2 separate regions of the Mus musculus genome follow, and region 1 is linked to region 2. The links are chromatin loops, found by intact Hi-C in ENCODE. Cell type or tissue: heart. All regions are shown on one strand. Each heading gives the region's core, and the rest is flanking DNA. Links, peaks and the distances in the headings are about the cores only. Region 1 overlaps Tmem108 (transmembrane protein 108). Region 2 overlaps Gm33054 (predicted gene, 33054).

What was found. A loop is a pair of places that touch in the nucleus more often than their neighbours do. Peaks named below come from ENCODE experiments on the same cell type or tissue, not always from the same donor. Only the 100,000 strongest peaks of a DNase experiment are listed, where the experiment ranks them.
Region 1: a loop joins it to region 2, with 7 times the contacts of the local background. A loop is called at or near these places in 37 of 42 quality-filtered maps.

The regions. Positions count from the first base shown.
Region 1 is chr9:103,491,073-103,499,412 of GRCm38, reverse strand. It overlaps Tmem108 (transmembrane protein 108), which reads left to right. Exons shown (of 6, transcript NM_178638.4): 4 at 1-611. Gm16252 (a long non-coding RNA gene) reads right to left here. Exons shown (of 7, transcript XR_003948081.1): 3 at 7,139-7,313; 4 at 3,518-6,887; 5 at 997-1,086. Among named protein-coding and RNA genes, the nearest start is that of Bfsp2, 15 kb to the right of the region's middle. In heart, for the core only: a CTCF peak has its summit at 4,867; a DNase peak (open chromatin) is centred at 4,882; H3K27ac peaks cover 3,352 bases.
Region 2 is chr9:103,993,706-104,002,045 of GRCm38, reverse strand. It overlaps Gm33054 (predicted gene, 33054), which reads left to right. Exons shown (of 2, transcript NR_168653.1): 2 at 12-286. Among named protein-coding and RNA genes, the nearest start is that of Gm33054, 4.5 kb to the left of the region's middle. In heart, for the core only: a CTCF peak has its summit at 5,320 (motif pointing right); no DNase peak of the experiment used is centred there; H3K4me3 peaks cover 561 bases; H3K27ac peaks cover 778 bases.

The DNA of each region.
Region 1 (8,340 bases), core at 76-8,075, 500 kb after region 2:
CTTTATCAGATCCAACCAGGGGAGTGGCCCCATCCTTACCAGCCCAGGAGGGGAGCCAGCTGCCACAGCAGCCACAGGTGCCCCTGCCAGTACACAGCCTGCCCCAGTGCCTTCTCAGAGCCCTCATGGTGACGTGCAGGACAGCGCCAGCCACAGTGACTCTTGGCTTGCTGTCACACCTGACACTGACAGACCCACGTCTGCCAGCTCCGGGGTCTTCACGGCTGCCACAGGGCCCACCCAGGCTGCCTTTGATGCCACTGTCTCAGCCCCTTCCCCGGGCATCCCTCAGGGACCATCTGCAACCCCTCAGGCCCCAACCCGGCCCTCTGGGGTCTCAGAAAGCACTGTTTCTCCAGCAGAGGAAGAGGCTGAGGCCTCCCCCACGACAACCGACAGGGGCCCCAGACCTCTCTCCACAGTGCTGTCCACAGCCACGGGCAACTTCCTCAACCGCCTGGTCCCTGCTGGGACCTGGAAGCCGGGGACTGTGGCCAACATCTCCCACGTGGCTGAAGGGGACAAACCCCAGCACAGAGCCACCATCTGCTTGAGCAAGATGGATATTGCCTGGGTCATCGTGGCCATCAGTGTCCCCATCTCCTCCTGCTGTGAGTACCCAGCTCTCTCCCCTCCTCTCCTTCCATCATCTTTCCCATCCTCCACATTCTCTTGCCCTTGAGTTAGGCAGCCCCACTGACAAAGAGATAGCAAGGCAGAAATCACGGACCATCCCGGTCTCTGGTCCTGGGTATGGCTCAAATATCCGTGGATCATAAAGCCATAATTCCTAGAGCTTAAGAGATGGGGTGTGTGTGACACTTCACAGGTACCTTTAAGCCAGCCACATGCGTTATAGAAAGAAACACCAAACGAGCTAAGAGACGTGGCTTGCCTAGGATTCAGGTGGCAGGGAGACCTGCAGACCTTCCTGCTTGGAGTTTTGTTGATTAGGCACCAAGACACCATGGGTGGTGGCTGACCATGAAGAGTTACCGGCTATAGCTGGAAGAATCATCACCATCCTCTGCTGTTTCTCCGTCTTGTCTCTTTTTTCTCCTCCCTTCCACGTCTCTCCTCGTTCACCTAAGAAAGAAGGGATAAAGCTTCCGTGTGCCAGAAAGTCCCACCAGCTTTGGCTAAAGCACAGGTCTCAATGCACAGGCTAAATTAAGGCCTTGGAGTCCTGTGGGTTTTAGCTCTTCTCCATCCAGATACCACCCAGCCTGCTTTAACCTCCATAGTTATGTGAGCTCTGTGCACTGTGGACCTGATTATTACAATTCTCTATTCCATGGCAACCAGCGCCTCTCTGCAGCAGCCTGTCCTCTGAAAGAGAGGAGTCAGAGGATATGCTCAGGTCCCATCAAGACCCTGCCACCATGGCCTCTGAGAACCTTAAAACCCCCCTTTATGTCTTCTTATGTCACACTCTGTTCTCAGAGGATCTTTGCTGGACTCGGCTCCACCCTACCCCAAATGGTTACCATTAAAGGTGTCACCTGTGCTTCTCACCCCTCCACACACACACACACACACACAGCCTGTCCTCTGACCTCTGCTTCTCACCCCTCCACACACACACACACACAGCCTGTCCTCTGACCTCTGCTTCTCACCCCTCCACACACACACACATACACACAGCCTGTCCTCTGACCTCTGCTTCTCACCCCTCCACACACACACATACACACAGCCTGTCCTCTGACCTCTGCTTCTCACCCCTCCACACACACACATACACACAGCCTGTCCTCTGACCTCTGCTTCTCACCCCTCCACACACACACACACACACACACACACAGCCTGTCCTCTGACCTCTGCTTCTCACCCCTCCACACACACACACACACACACAGCCTGTCCTCTGACCTCTGCTTCTCACCCCTCCACACACACACACACACACACAGCCTGTCCTCTGACCTTTTGCGTTCTTCCCCACTCTCTTGAAGACCTCAAGTTTGCCTTCTTGTCGTTTGCACCCAGAAGTCCTGAGTAATGTCTTCCAAAACCACATTACTGTCCACTTAACAGTCCCAGAGGCACTGGAATGACTCTCAGGGAGCAATTTCCTTGCCTTATCCATGACCCTCAGCATCTTCTTCTGTATTGCCCAAGCCCGCTACATCTGTGGCCTCTGATTGGTCACCTGGTTCCCCAGGAGGACAGCATTGCACACGTGCCCACCTGTGCCAAGTGGGGGAACACTTTAGTCACACTAACAGAACCTGTGCTGACATCAGCTCTGTTCACAAACAGGCTTCATATCACCCTATGGGTTCATCTTGGTCTTAAATGAAACCCCAAGGCTTCCTTCCCATGGGGAGGCTGTGAAACCAAGCCAACAACACCCTTCCCTCTTGCCACAGGGAAGGCTTAGGCCCTCAACACAGCCAGCTTTCCACCCATCTCCTCTTTACAAGTATCCCCTCTCACAGCTTGCTGGGGAAAAACAACAACAACAAAACTTGTGTTGAGGCTAGAAGGCTACTCCTACTCCAGGACCCAGTTCAGGGAATGCATAGAGTTGGCCATGGGTCAAAAGCTGACTTTGATGCATAGAGTTATCAATTGATCATTCAGCAGACTTCACTGAGGGAATACACACACACACTTGGTGGGTGAAGCAAGCTCTAACAACTTTACACACACATTTGGTGGATGGAGCAAAGCTCCTACTACCTAAGACAAAAATTGTCTGTGTAAGAAAAGGATTACCTTATAGCCACAAGTTGCATATTCTCCAAAAACAACCACCACAATAACATAATTCTTTAAGAACAGATTCATTACACAAAAGGACATTACAGCAGGATTATTGGCTATGTATTCTTCTTGAAACTCAAACATTTCTCATCTATCTATCTCCCCACAAGTTCATTGAAACCCCAAAGCAATAACTCTTTTGTCATTGATTAGCAAAGTTTAAGCAAGCCAGTCTATAGTAGCAAGTGTTTTCCTATGCTTAGCGGATGACAATTTGTATTTGCCAAGAGACAGATCATCTGTCTTACTATTTTTAAAGTCTTGTTCGGCTAATCATCTATCCTATATTCTTATGCTCATAATAGACTTATTTACTCTTTCTCATAACCCTGTCTTTTCATGGTGCAAACAAAACCTATGGCCGCATCCCTAGATCACAAGATCCAGGAGCTCAGAGCCAGGCTAGAATGAATGTTTTCTTTGATCATTAGCTTGTCCCAAGCCTATTTTTCTCTTCCAAGTACCACTACATGCTTGTGACACAGGAAAGCTTGCTGTGTTCCTTGTCTAACTTATGCAGCCCTCACTACTCTACAAGGAGAAGGCAGGTTCTATTCTTAATTCTAACTTTATTATATCTCTCTGCCATAACTTAACCTTAAACCATCTCCTTAAACATTCTATCAACTACCGTAACTTCCTAAAACTATTTAAATCAAATCAGGAATTCTATGAAATCATTAATCCATTTAAATGATATTTTACAAAAGTTCATCTTCATATTTATGTGCAGGAAACTTACTCAGTAGAGTGGGCTGTCTCTCAAGAAGCAATGACAGCAGACTCTATAGGTAGAGAGGGTCTCCCCACACCCACTCACACCTTGCTAGATTCAGAAAGAACCGCAACATCAAGGAGCAATCCAGAGACAAACCCCCTGGGGCTGTGCCTCTCCTAGGTACATCCATCTCAGCTGTGCATAGTGGACCATAGGCTGTGATCCCTGCTTCTGAAATAGGAAGGAGATTGAAAAAACTTAGCACGTATTAGTAAGCAAATTATTAACAGTCACACGTGAGAAGTAGCTGCTTTCTAATCTCCCATGCGTGTCGCCCTCGATTATAGTTGGGACGCCCTCGATTATAGTTGGGATCCCAGGATTGTCTTATCATTCTGTTCCTACACTTGCTAAAGAAAATAAACACATAAATAGACACACAGTACCGAGGTGTCAGGAGACTCTGGTCATCACCCGCACCGTTGAGTTAGAAAACTGACGTCAGTCAAGGCAGGGCAGACACAGCCTAGAACTACTCCCCAAGGACAAGTCGAAGCTGTAAGAGGAGCCTTCAGGTGCTGGGGGGCAGGGGTAGTACACTCTCTCTAAAGATCTAATTGTGTCCACACTGGCCTTTTATAGCCCAAGGGGACAACAGAGTCCACTTCCTTTATGTTTCTACCTGGGTCCTGACTACCCCCACATCAAATCTGTGTCCTTGGTCACAGACATAGCCCCTATGGGTCATCCTTGGCCATTATACTTAAATATACAGGAAATACTTAAATCAGTATTTAGATCAGTCTGGTCTCGGGACCCTAGGTGTTGTTTGGACTGTTTCCATAGTCCTGCTCCATCTAATGACCAGACCAGCTGGGCTCTCCCAGGTCCGAAGGCTCATGTTTCAACCTTCCCTGCTGTCTGTGTACCCCAGAGCACCTCTGCAGACCTTACAGCAGACTCTCCATCCTCTGCCAGGCAGACAGACTGGTACCAAAGTGCAGGTGTAGAATTTATCACCGCTGGCGAAGGGGCTGGGAGAGAAGCCAGGTTTCAGAGAGCAGCAGAGGCTTGCCCCGTGCTATGCTTTCTCCAGCTCATGATTCCCCTGGTTCTAATGAGGGAGAGAGGAGTATATTGAACTCAAAGCCTGCACAGCAATGGAGGGTCAGCAGCTCACCTGCCTTCCACGTCACAAACCCTCCCAATAGCTGGAAGGGCATCAGTGTACAAGGGCTGAGGAGTGGTTAGTCTCCTGAGCCCTGCCAGATACTTGCTGCCAACTCTGCTTCAGAAGAGAACTAAAATTGACTGGCTCCAGGCCACTAGGAGCGAGGGCCAGGAGCCATGTGGCTGCTGCGCTGGTCTCTGCTGCCACCATCAGGATGCACAGGTCCTGCTGCCTCCTCTTAAGCCTCGGGCCTGCCAGTGGTCATTACTCACCAGTGTGTGCTCTGGGTTTTCACAGAACCATGTGGAGGCTCTGCTGAGCTCCCTTGGCCTGTCTCACACTGTGGGGTGTTTTCTCCCAGCCTCATCTGGGAGAAGATGGAGCTTTAGGGAGGGTTAGATAAGGAAACCAGAGCAGAGACAGATGTGCTGCATCACCAGTGCAAGTTCAGCCTGATAGGACAGAGGAGAGCCACTCCCTGGCCTTGATACTCGCCCCAGAGCAAGGTTTTCTCCAGGCTCTGGACCATTAATTCAATATTCCAAGGGGTGTTTTAGGACCCATAATTCTTAGCTCTGCTCATTGTCCAGTGAATGTTAACCATGAATACAAGCATAAACATGTGCCTGTATATGCAGAGTGTGTGTATGTGTGTGTGTGTGTGTAGGACTTACATGGCTTTTTAATTACCACATAAGAAAACCTGGGTTAATTGCATACACTAGCAAGATTTTGCTGAAAGGACCCAGATATAGCTGTCTCTTGTGAGACTATGCCGGGGCCTAGCAAACACAGAAGTGGATGCTCACAGTCAGCTATTGGATGGATCACAGGGCCCCCAATGGAGGAGCTAGAGAAAGTATCCAAGGAGCTAAAGGGATCTGCAACCCTATAGGTGGAACAACATTATGAACTAACCAGTACCCCGGAGCTCTTGACTCTAGCTGCATATGTATCAAAAGATGGCCTAGTCGGCCATCACTGGAAAGAGAGGCCCATTGGACTTGCAAACTTTATATGCCCCAGTACAGGGGAACGCCAGGGCCAAAAAGTGGGGGTGGGTGGGTGGGAGGGTATGGGGGACTTTTGGGATAGCATTGGAAATGTAAATGAGGAAAATACGTAATTTTAAAAAAAGAAAAAGAAATAAATGATGTGATTATTCAGGAAAAAAAAAAGAAAGAAAACCTGGGTTAGACTGGTTCTTACTATGAAGCAGAAAAAGATTGTCGCAAAAGGAAGTGTAGTTAGGTGGGTAGTCTCTTTGGAATTATGGACCAATGGGAGGAGGTGGTGGGGAGAAGGCAGGACTCTCCTTAAATTGTCACTCTGGCCATGACCCACTCAAGCTAAACTATAGCTATCTCTGGACTGTAAGGTAGTATCCCCCTGCTAGACTTCTAACCCCCACATGCTAAGGTGAGGAGCTGGGCACTAAACCCTCTTAGTTGTGGCCTTATAACCAGGACATAAGAGCTGAAAACTACCCAGTCCCTGTCTTCTGTCAGTTTAATCCTTTATGGAGTGCCCTGAAGTGCTAAAACCAGCTTGTGGAATCAAACACGCCTGCCCACAACCCAGCCCTGGCCGCCCTTGACTGTGAACTTCGCCAGCGGTCCTCCGCTTCCTCTTCTCTGGGATGAGAGAGACGTCTGCTGTGTGAGTTCAGGTCCTTCAAAGGGCAGATGCCAAGATGGAATCAGGCATGCCAGGCAGCTGTACTATAAAATACCACCCAGGGAGAGCTGGAGTGAGCGAGGCAAGCCCTACGCAGCCATGCAGGCCCTGAGACACAGAAGGAGATGGGAGATAAAGGAGGTGGAACAACGTCTGCGTGTTTCTGCTGGGTTGGTGGAAGCCTTGAGCTGTAGAGGGATCCCAAGAGACTGTGCATGCTCTGTCGGCCCTGCGGTAGTCCGTCCTGGGGCAGGTGTCAGGGATGGTGGTAAATCTGAAGGGGCAGCAGGGTTTCGGCAGCGTATCTCCACACACTTGCAATGCTTGCCCCCTAGACCTTTGAAAATCAGAGCCAGTGCATGGAGGGTCTTCAATCAGGGTTTGCCGCAGGGAAGGGGCTCAAGAGACAGCAGAGAGGAGGGGTGGCTGCCACTCATCCCGTGTGGATTCTGGCCCGGCAGTTGGCAATGCAGCAGGTATTTGGAAAGGTTGGATCTTCTGGGGGAACCTGTGGGGCTTTGATCACTTCTCAGAGCCCACGGAGTCCTGTCGAGTGAACAGAGTACGCAGGGTTCCGGCTTCATACCAGTGATCCTTCTATCTATCTATCTCTCATCTGATAAGTCACAGAAGATTCGTTACTGGGAAACCCACGAGAGCTTGCTTAACTCTCAGGGCTGTTCTAGAACTATGGACAGAGGGAGCCCCCCACTCATTCCTCATAGGGTCTCAGTGGCTGTTGCCTTTGGAAACATGGAGCGGTTGATTCTTTAACTAAATGGTTAAGTGGCTCACACCTTGTACTCACCGTGCAGCTGACAGAGGGCTTCTAAGGCCGAACTGTGTGTTCCCTCTAGTGTTCAGAGTAACGGGAGACAATCAACACCTACTTGAAGATTACCACAACCCGTGGTCCTGGTGGTGTAATTAGCTGGGGTGATCTTGATCAACTTCAGTGACCTTCAGTTACTTCTGTGGGTGGAAGAACACTCATGTCTTTCTCTCACAGTGGCTGTGCCGGTTGAAGAGGCCTGTAAACTATGTTGCGCTGAGAGCATATTAGACTCCTATCTCTTGGACGAAAGGTCAGAATAGTGAAGTTATAGTTCTAAACACAACTAGAGCATTAACCTTGAGACTGTCACAGTCACAGAGCCCAGAGTCTCTTTCTGCAAAGGCTGGGAAGTTCCCAAGAGAAGTGGATTCAAGCCACAGAGCCTCCCACACATTACATAGGATTTCTGCACCTTACACAGGCTCGGGCTTCCAGTCAGGGGCATTACGAACTCGGACATAGCAGTAGGCACGCCTTGGCAGAGTGGCCTCGGGAAGCTCATCTCTAGGGTTTCCACTCCCTACTTTGCAAACTAAGACTAACAGGTGGGAAAGGCAGTGAGGAGCAGGGCAGAATTCTGCTGCATGCAGGATTTTGTCTGGCCTGCACAGAGGCCGAGAGGTTAAGCAGCTTGCCCGGGCCTTGTGAGTAGTGTGTTGATGCCTGGGTTCCGATTCCAGCTTCTACAACCATTTCCTCATGACCGGGCAGTCTCTAAGACCATCTCTGTCTCTTTGATCTCACTTGCTTGTTTGTAACTATTCAGTGGGTCCAATCACAGATCCCCACCCCCCTCCCTCAGAGACGTGGCTTTTAAGGACATCCTTCTCCCTGACACCCTGTTTGAAGTCTGTGGCAGTGAAGTGTGTGATGTGCTGTCAGATACCTTCACAGGCCAGCAGGTGAAAAGTGACCACTTGTCCCTGACAACTCCCACATCAGCAAAGCTAAAGAACCGCCCACCCCTCCTCACTTCTGAAGTGTTTCTGTGTCTTCAGAGACCTGGTTCTACTGGCGTCACGTGCCCTGGCCATTTCCCGCTTGATGTTTCAGAGACAGAGTCTGGTGGCTCTGAGGAATAAAGATACCAGGGAGGAGGGAGAGAGGGCATCTGTGACAGACATGGTGTCTCTGAGCAGGGTGAAAGGATGCCCTAACTATGCC
Region 2 (8,340 bases), core at 68-8,067:
TTGCTTTGCAGGAGCAGGCGGCAGGACTGAGCTGGGCAAGCTGGGCGGTACCAGGAGATCCGGACATCCAGAAGGGAAGGTTCCAGACTAGGCCCAAACCTACAAGCTCTGCTCCCTCTGCGTGAACTTTGTCTCAGTGAGCAAGAACTAGATCACATACCCATCTGCCCCCGCTCTGCCGCAACTGTTTCTGTGGTCCTGACTAAAGGGCTCTTTTCTGGAGGCAGTTCAGTGCCTAGTGTGTCTCTCAGGAAACATGTAATAAATAATGCCAGCCAGGAAAGAACTTCGAAGCATCACCACTTGAACCCCCCCACCCCCGCGACCCTTCTCTCCCCCCACCCCCATCCTTGATAAGCTCAGGTTTTATAACGCCTGGCGATAAGGATGCCAGGGACCCTATTCTAGACGGAAGAAAATTGTTAAGTACAGGGTTTGCAGGAAGGGAACGCGTGCTACTGTTCCAAGTTGTCCTTGGTCTGCTAACTTATCTTCCTGCCCATCCCAGATTGGTACCCCAGGTTAGAGGGGACAGAAAAGTGAGCAGTGGCTTTGACTCAACACTGTTGTGAGCTGGGTGCTGGTAATCTTTATACTTGCCCTTTTCTTAGGCAGTCTCCGAATGCCAGCCACTCTCTCTGCCATCATCCTCATTACCGGGAGCCTCATTACCCAAGGGGGATATAATCTTATTCCAGTGCTTGCTTACTCCATCCCCAGCTGTAAGAAATCTGGTAGCATTTTAAGCATCAGTCCATGCAGAGCCTCCTTGGGCTGACCTAAGATAGTCTTTGGTGGCTCACTCCATCCACAGGCATCCCTAGGATTCTTGGAAAGCCAACTCTGAGATGTAGATAAGCAAGCAAGATGTCTACCAGAGAATGCTGGGTAGGTACCTGGGGCAAGGCAGGGGAATCAGTGCAAGGTTGCTCTGTGCAGCATTCCCAGCAAAGACCTCAGCCAACCCTGCAGAGACTTTTGAAGCTGGGACGGCCCTGGGGAGTTGTCCTAAGTTACCTTGGAGCTAGAACTTCAAACTTTTACTTAATCTAGCCATCTGCTCTCTTTAGCCGGTGGAGACTGATGGCTGAGAATAGTCTGCTGTCAGCACTGTCATGGCTGACATCCAATCTTTCACCCTTCATATCTATCACAAAGCAAACAGCCTTTCCTCCAAGGAACTCTGGGAATGCTGGTCCGTTTTAACTCCCACCCCACCCCCACAAATGCCCTGAACTCCTTCCCTCAAATTAGCTGGTCGTGTTTTCTCTGACCTCTTAGACACCCTTCTAGCCTTTGGACTCTCCTAAGTTGAAGGATTACATATTGATTTCTCCAGTTAGTACCATGAGATCCAAAGGGAAACATTTGCTCTATCAGAGTACCCAAAAGACTGCCCTAGGTTCTCAAAGCCTTTCTAGCTGCTGATTTCTGAGGTCTGTTCCTTCAGAGATTTGAGGACCATTCTCTAGATTTTCCTTCCTTCTCTTCTCTTCTCTTCTCTTCTCTTCTCTTCTCTTCTCTTCTCTTCTCTTCTCTCCTCTCCTCTCCTCTCCTCTCCTCTCCTCTCCTCTCCTCTCCTCTCCCCTCCCCTCCCCTCCCCTCCCCTCCCCTCCCCTCCCCTCCCCTCCCCTCCCCTCCCCTCCCCCTCCTCTCTCCTCTCCCCTCCCCCCTCCCCTCCCCTCGAAACAATCTCCTGCAGCCCAGACTGGTCTCAACCTTTCTTTGTAGCTAAGGATGACCTTAGACTTCTGGTCCTCCTGTGGGCACTACCATCCTACTTGCTGGGGTCCCAGAGTGAGTTCACAGGAGAAAGCCACTGGTCCACCTGGGCTCATCTCTCTGTTTCCTAGCTACAGATGAAATGTGAGCAGCCTTCTCATAGTCTGGCCACAAGGCCTTCCTGCTGAGAGGGGCTGTACTCTCAAATTTTGAGCCAAAATAAACCCTTCCTTCTTCCCTCCCTTCCACCCCACCCTCCCCCTCCCTTCCATCCCCTCCCTCCCCCTCCCTTTCACTCTTTCCCCCTTCCTTCCACCCCATCCATCCCTCTCCCTTCCACCCCACCCCCCTCCCTTCCACCCCATCTCTCCTCCTCCCTTTTACTCTCTCCCCCTCCCTTCCACCCCACCCCTCCCTTCCACTCCTCTCCCTCCCCCTCCCTTCCACCCTATCTCTCCCCCTCCCTTTCACTCTCTCCTCCTCCCTTCCACCCCTCCCTCCCCCTCCCTTTCACTCTCTCCTCCTCCCTTCCACTCCATCCCTCCTCCTCCTTTTCACTTCCTCCCTCTCTCCCCCTCCCTTCCTCCCTTCCTCCCATTCTCCCCTCCTTAAGTTACTTTTTTTTGTCAGGCATTTGTCACAATAATGAGAAAAGTAATACAGCATTTTACCAGCCAGGAGGGATTTCCTTTTGGTTATTATTGTTGCTATACCACCTGGGCATAAAGGTGGTGCAAAGGAAAGACCTGTTATGAACTCTGTTCTTACAGAGCTCATGGACTAGATTAATTGTCACGGTCACTCTTAAATACCGTCAAATGGCCTTGTAGATGCTCCAAGCACACATCCAGGGTTGCTGAGACCCTGGACCTCTCTGCATCTACAGAGACGAATGGCAAAGACACTGTCTTTCTCATCAGATAACTGCATACAGTGAGCCTGCATGTTCACCTGAGATAAGCACTGATCAAGGTCAAAGTGGGGAGTCCAAGTGAGTAAGAGCCAAGGTGACATGTGCTGGTGCTAGCCGGGACCCAGCGTGACAGGGTAGTAGCTTCATGCCATGTTTATTAATCCTAAAGCGTGGCAGAAATAGATTTCATAATCTATTCTCTTTATGCTTAATAGAGCCTACCTACCTTAGTCTGCATTTTGAAAGTGTAACATTGAACATAGAGACACAGCAAGAAAGGGTGAAATCTCTGCAGGTGACCAGTGGCCGATTAGAGAATGATGGTTTGGGGACAGACTAAAGGCAAAGCCCTTTGCTGCTGAGACTGGTGACCCGAGTTCAGTCCTTGATACTTACACGACAGAGGTAAAAATCAGACCCTTGAAAGTTGTTCACTGACTTACAAATACAGGCCGTAGTGTAGTTTAAAAAGCATATGAGGTGGGCTGGAGAGATGGCTCAGCGGTTAAGAACACTGACTGCTCTTCCAGAGGTCCTGAGTTCAATTCCCAGCAAACACATGGTGGCTCACAACCATCTGTAATGGGATCTGATGCCCTCTCTGGTGTGTCTGAAGACAGCAACAGTATACTCATGAAATACATGAGTACATGAAATAAATAAATTAATCTTATTGAAAAAAGCATATACGGAGGGGCTTTTTGAGATAGGGTTTCACTTTGTAGCCCAGGCTGGACTTCACTTCACTTCACTTCCTCCACCCCACACTTTCAGAGCTTGGATTACAGATATATCACCATAACTGCCTTGGCCACCATTTTTAACACTGCTCCCATTGAAAGATACAGTTTGAGTCAAGAAGAGACTACATTTGTGGGACCAAGTGCCAAAGAGGAGTGTAATGCCCTTTTTCAAAACTCATGAAGAATTTCAGGCAACAGCATTAGCGTGTTAACCACAAACAGTGTGGGGTCCAGGGGTGGGAAGCATACGGGAGTCTTCATGGTGTCACATGAAGCCATCTGCTTGTGACTGTGTGCCTTGGGTCTGAGTGAGCCCTGACACTGCCTTGACCAAGAAACTGTAGCAGAAGTGACATTGTGACAGTTTCTAAGGTGAGTCCCCGAGAGAGCGCCTGCTCCATTTAGAGTGTCCTGGAACTCTCTGGAAGCCTATGAACAGTCTCACTCTGGTGAGTTCATGTGCAGGTGGCAGCCACAGCCCAGCCCAGACTTCCAGCCACCCTTTCCCAATCCACCTGTGATAAGGTCATCTTGCCTGTTTTGAGCAGCCCATTTATTATCTGGGTACCGAGTGACTTTAGTACACCCCACAGTGAGCAGAGCCACCAGGCAAACCACGAACTCAGGGATGGAATGAAGTTGCTCTTCCTTTCAGCCACTAACTTTTGGAAAAATTCTTTCTCACTCCCAAGGAAGAAAAAAAAATGCTTCTACTTGATTTGAGTAACATGTCAAATTAACAAATAGTGATACTGATCTTCAAAACGTCTCAGAGAAAATGACACTGGCTGGTTCTCGGAGTCTGAAGTTTTAAATTACTTGGGACAGCTGGGTGTTGTGGTTTAGGACAAAAAAATGTTCCATCACTGAGGGATGAGGCTGAGGCAGGAGGATTGCCAATAGTTCTAGGCCTGCCTGAGTAGATTGTAAGACACTCTCTCTCTCTCTCTCTCTCTCTCTCTCTCTCTCTCTCTCTCTCTCTCTCACACACACACACACACACACACACACACAAAGAGGAGGGAGAGGGGAGAGGATGGAAATGGAGCCAGAGGGGAGAGGAAAAAGAAAGATAGGAAAGAAGAAAGAAATAATGAATGAATTACTTGGGTTCTTGTTAGAAATGGACATGTATTGAGTTGTGAGACTGGACCCTTCAAGTCTTCATGTTTAATTAACTTCCACCTACTTAAAAATCTCAGCACCACTGAGTTTGCATAAAAAGCATGGGCAGGAATGACCTAATTCCTTCCTGACTTTAGTAGCATGGTCCCAGACAGCACCCACTGTATCACCTTGAATCTTAGTAGGGATCTGGTCCTCAGACATCATCACAGAGCTCACAAAATCTGCAGCATGAGAACAGGGAGCCACGATGGCTGGAGTAGGTCCTATCAGGACACTGCCGGGGAATAGGACTCAGCCTTGCTGCTCATTAAAATCGCCTAGAGAACTTGGCAAAACAGAAAACTGATGTCCAGGCTTCATCTCAGACCCGTTAGATCACAACCTCCAAGGAACTGGCTCTTAAAAGCTTCATGGAGATTTAATCGGTAGTGGTAGTCAAGGTTGAAAACCAATGGTTTCATTTCTGCCGCCCGCCTTCTTATTTCCAATGTGTGTACAGTTACCTTTGGTAAGCATTTCTATGTCTGAGTATTCTTTCCTTTCGTCAGCTTGAGATAGGAATGAGTCTGATATGTTATGTCTTCAATAGCGTTGCACTTGAACATTAAAAACGGGCATGCCATTGTGAATATTTGTAGCACCTTGGAATAAGTGCCCCATAGACTGGAAATGCTACAATTGAGTCTTTGAAGAGAAAAATATTAGAAAAACTGTTTAATGACTTTAGTCTTCTTGTTTCCATCAAGTGAGGAAGTGCATAAGACTCTAATTGATTACTATAGAGGATGTTCATATATCTGTGATTTTACACTTCTACCAGCAGGTGGCAGCACAACTTAGGAAAAAAATCAACTTGGCTGGTAAATCCTGTACTTTAGAAAAGATCATCTTTCTAATGTGAAGGTGACAGTAAAGGATCCAGTCACTAATGTTGTACGTAGTTTCCATTAGAAATAATAACACGACTCTGCAATTAGTTATGAAACAGGCAAAAGCAGGGTTCCACCTGTTTCTTTATAAAGGAACCAGCTATGACCCTGAGGGCCGTATGGTCTCTGCCATACTTATTTGGCTTTGCTATTATGTCTCAAAACTGGCCCTAGCAGATACACAAGAGTGAAGCATGGTGATATTCCAGTGAAGCTTTATGGGCAGCCACAAGTGGCTGGCTGGGTTAAGCTCGTGGGGTGAGCTTGCCGGTTCCTGACATGGAGAGAGGACCACTTCTCAAGCCTGGATGGCTACCAGAGTTACTCATGGAACTGGATAAAACTTTGGGGTTTTTCAACATACATCAAGTTTACTAAATCAAAATAGTTATGAGTGGAGCTCATGCAACTGAAATGAAAACAACCCCCCCCCAAAAACCAAACCAAAACAACAACAAACTCCTTCTGACTGAAGGAACCATTAAGTCAAAAATAAGGATAACTGACTCTTTTGGGGAGCCGTTCATAAGGCCCACCTTGGCAGAATATCGTATTCTCAGTATCCACAATATAAAAGATATGAATATAAAGCCTAGTTCCGGTTATAGATACACCCGAGAAAGGGCTCATTTGGGGCTGGGACTCAGTTGGTAGAGTGCTTGCTTAGCATACTTGATCTTCTGTACCCCCAGAACTGGGTGAAGTGGCACCCACCTATAATTCACACCCTAGAGGTGAGTATAGAACTACAGGAGACCTTGTCTAAAGGCAGATGGGGAGAGGGAAAGGAAAGAGAGGAGGTGTATATATTAAACCTGTATGAGTCTTGGGAACATCTTCGCAAATTCTTGCCTGTCCTCAATGTCCTGGGGAGATGACTGAAGACAACAGTAAAGGAAAAGCCACGGGAACCACTTTAAAGCCACAGGGTAACACTGTACAACATCCCTGCCTCAAAAAGAGAAGGACAAACTGCGAGGTACCACTGTATAATACTCCCTGCCTCCCCACATCCCCGCAGATCGTCAACAAATGTATAAACCCAGCAAAAGCTTTCTGTGCTTGGATTTTTTTTTCCTTGCATGACTGGGTGGAGAAGGGCAGTTTAGGACTTCAGCGTGTACAAGAGAAAGCCAAAGCTATTGCAGTGGGAGGAAATGGGGTGAGAGCATTGTAAATACCGCACGTCTGCTCCTCATCAGAGTGAGGCTGCCCCAGGCTCTGTCACATTGGTCTGAGCAAATATCTGGACGTAAAGAGGGCCATGCTTTAAAGAAGCTGCCACTGGTGGTGTTAAGAATAGGACCGTAAATGTCTTTGCCCGTGGTCCTATCTGAAACATACTGCTCATCTGAGATATTTGTTCAATAAACAATATGGCTCTTTTTTTCTGGAACGCACACAGTCCTAGGATGCAGGACATAATGATCTCTTTCTCACTGCTGAATGTCCCTTCGCTCTTCCAGTTCAGGGCAATTCTCTCTCCTAGCCCAGCCTCTGCCTCTTGTTCTGCTACTGAAATGAATATACTCTCAGTTTCTTACCACGCTCAGTACCCACATGCCAGGAAACAGGTAAGGAGCCAGGTTTAACCAGCTACTCCTCCCTGCCCCAGGGTAAACAAGTCCTTGAGACGCTGGAAGTGTTGGCTCACATGCGACAACAGACTAATGTACACTCTAAATCCCTGTACAGGTTATGTGTGTGTGTGTGTGTTAAAATGGTTGAGCTCAACTTCAAGAGCTTCACAATAAGAGGATTGTCCTTTAGATAGGATCTATTCATGGTTATAAAAGTGGAGTAATTATTATTATGGCATTGGTAGATTTTGTTTTTAAGTGTGTTAGGTGTTGGAATGGTCAATTCAAGAATCTTTTTTCCTTCATTTTCTCTCTCAGTGTGTGAGCATGTGTGTGTAGGTTCATGTAGAGGCCAGGGGCCTCAGGTGATGGCAGGCATCTTCCTCAAATCATGTCTACCTTAATTTTCTAATTACTTAATTAAAAAGCCAGCACACAAGGTATTAGATGTCATTATAGTGTTTTTGAACAGTATCCTCAAAGACAGCAGACCCAAGCAGTGCACACCCATATTGACTTCTGCTGTATTCACAGCTGCAGGGGAAAGGACCCTGCCTAGATGTCCACCCATGGATGGATGGATAATGAGTATGTGGTACATATCTATCTTCTTTTTTCCTAATAATTTATATTTTATTCACTTTACATAACGAATCCAGCCCCCTCCCTTCTCTCCTCCAGTCCCTCCCTTATAAGTCCCTCCTACTGTGACCCCCTCCAAAGAATGGGAAGCCACCCTGGGTACCACTCTATCCTGGGACATCTAGTCTTAGCAGGACTAGGCACCTCCTCTCCTGCTGAGGTTCAACCAGGCAGTTCAGGTAGGAGAAGAAGATCCAATGGCAGACAACAGAGTCTGAGACAGCTCTTGGTTCAATACTTAGGGGACCCACATGAAGACCAAGTTGCACATCTGCTACAAATGTGTTAGGAGACCTAGGTCTGGCCTCTGCATACTCTTTTTTGGGTTGAAGGTTTCTGGGTCTTTCTGGTCTCATGATGCTATATCTACCTTCCTTTTTGAGACAGGCTTCCTCACTGAGTCGAAAGCTTGCTAATTTGGTTAGGTGGGCTAAGCCAGGATAACAAGTCCCAGAGATACCCCTGCCTCTGGGCTGGGATTAAATATGCCTTGCCCAGTTTTTAACATGGGGTATGGGGGATGGGAGTTCGGTCCTCATGTTCACACAGCAAGCATTTTAGTCACTATGTCGTTGCCCCAAGCCAATAATCTCACTTAGTATTTTCAGCATATTTCCAGGGAAACTGAGTTAAGCACAGTAGCCTGTGGCTGACTTGGCACAGAGCTGAGTAAATGCTACGGA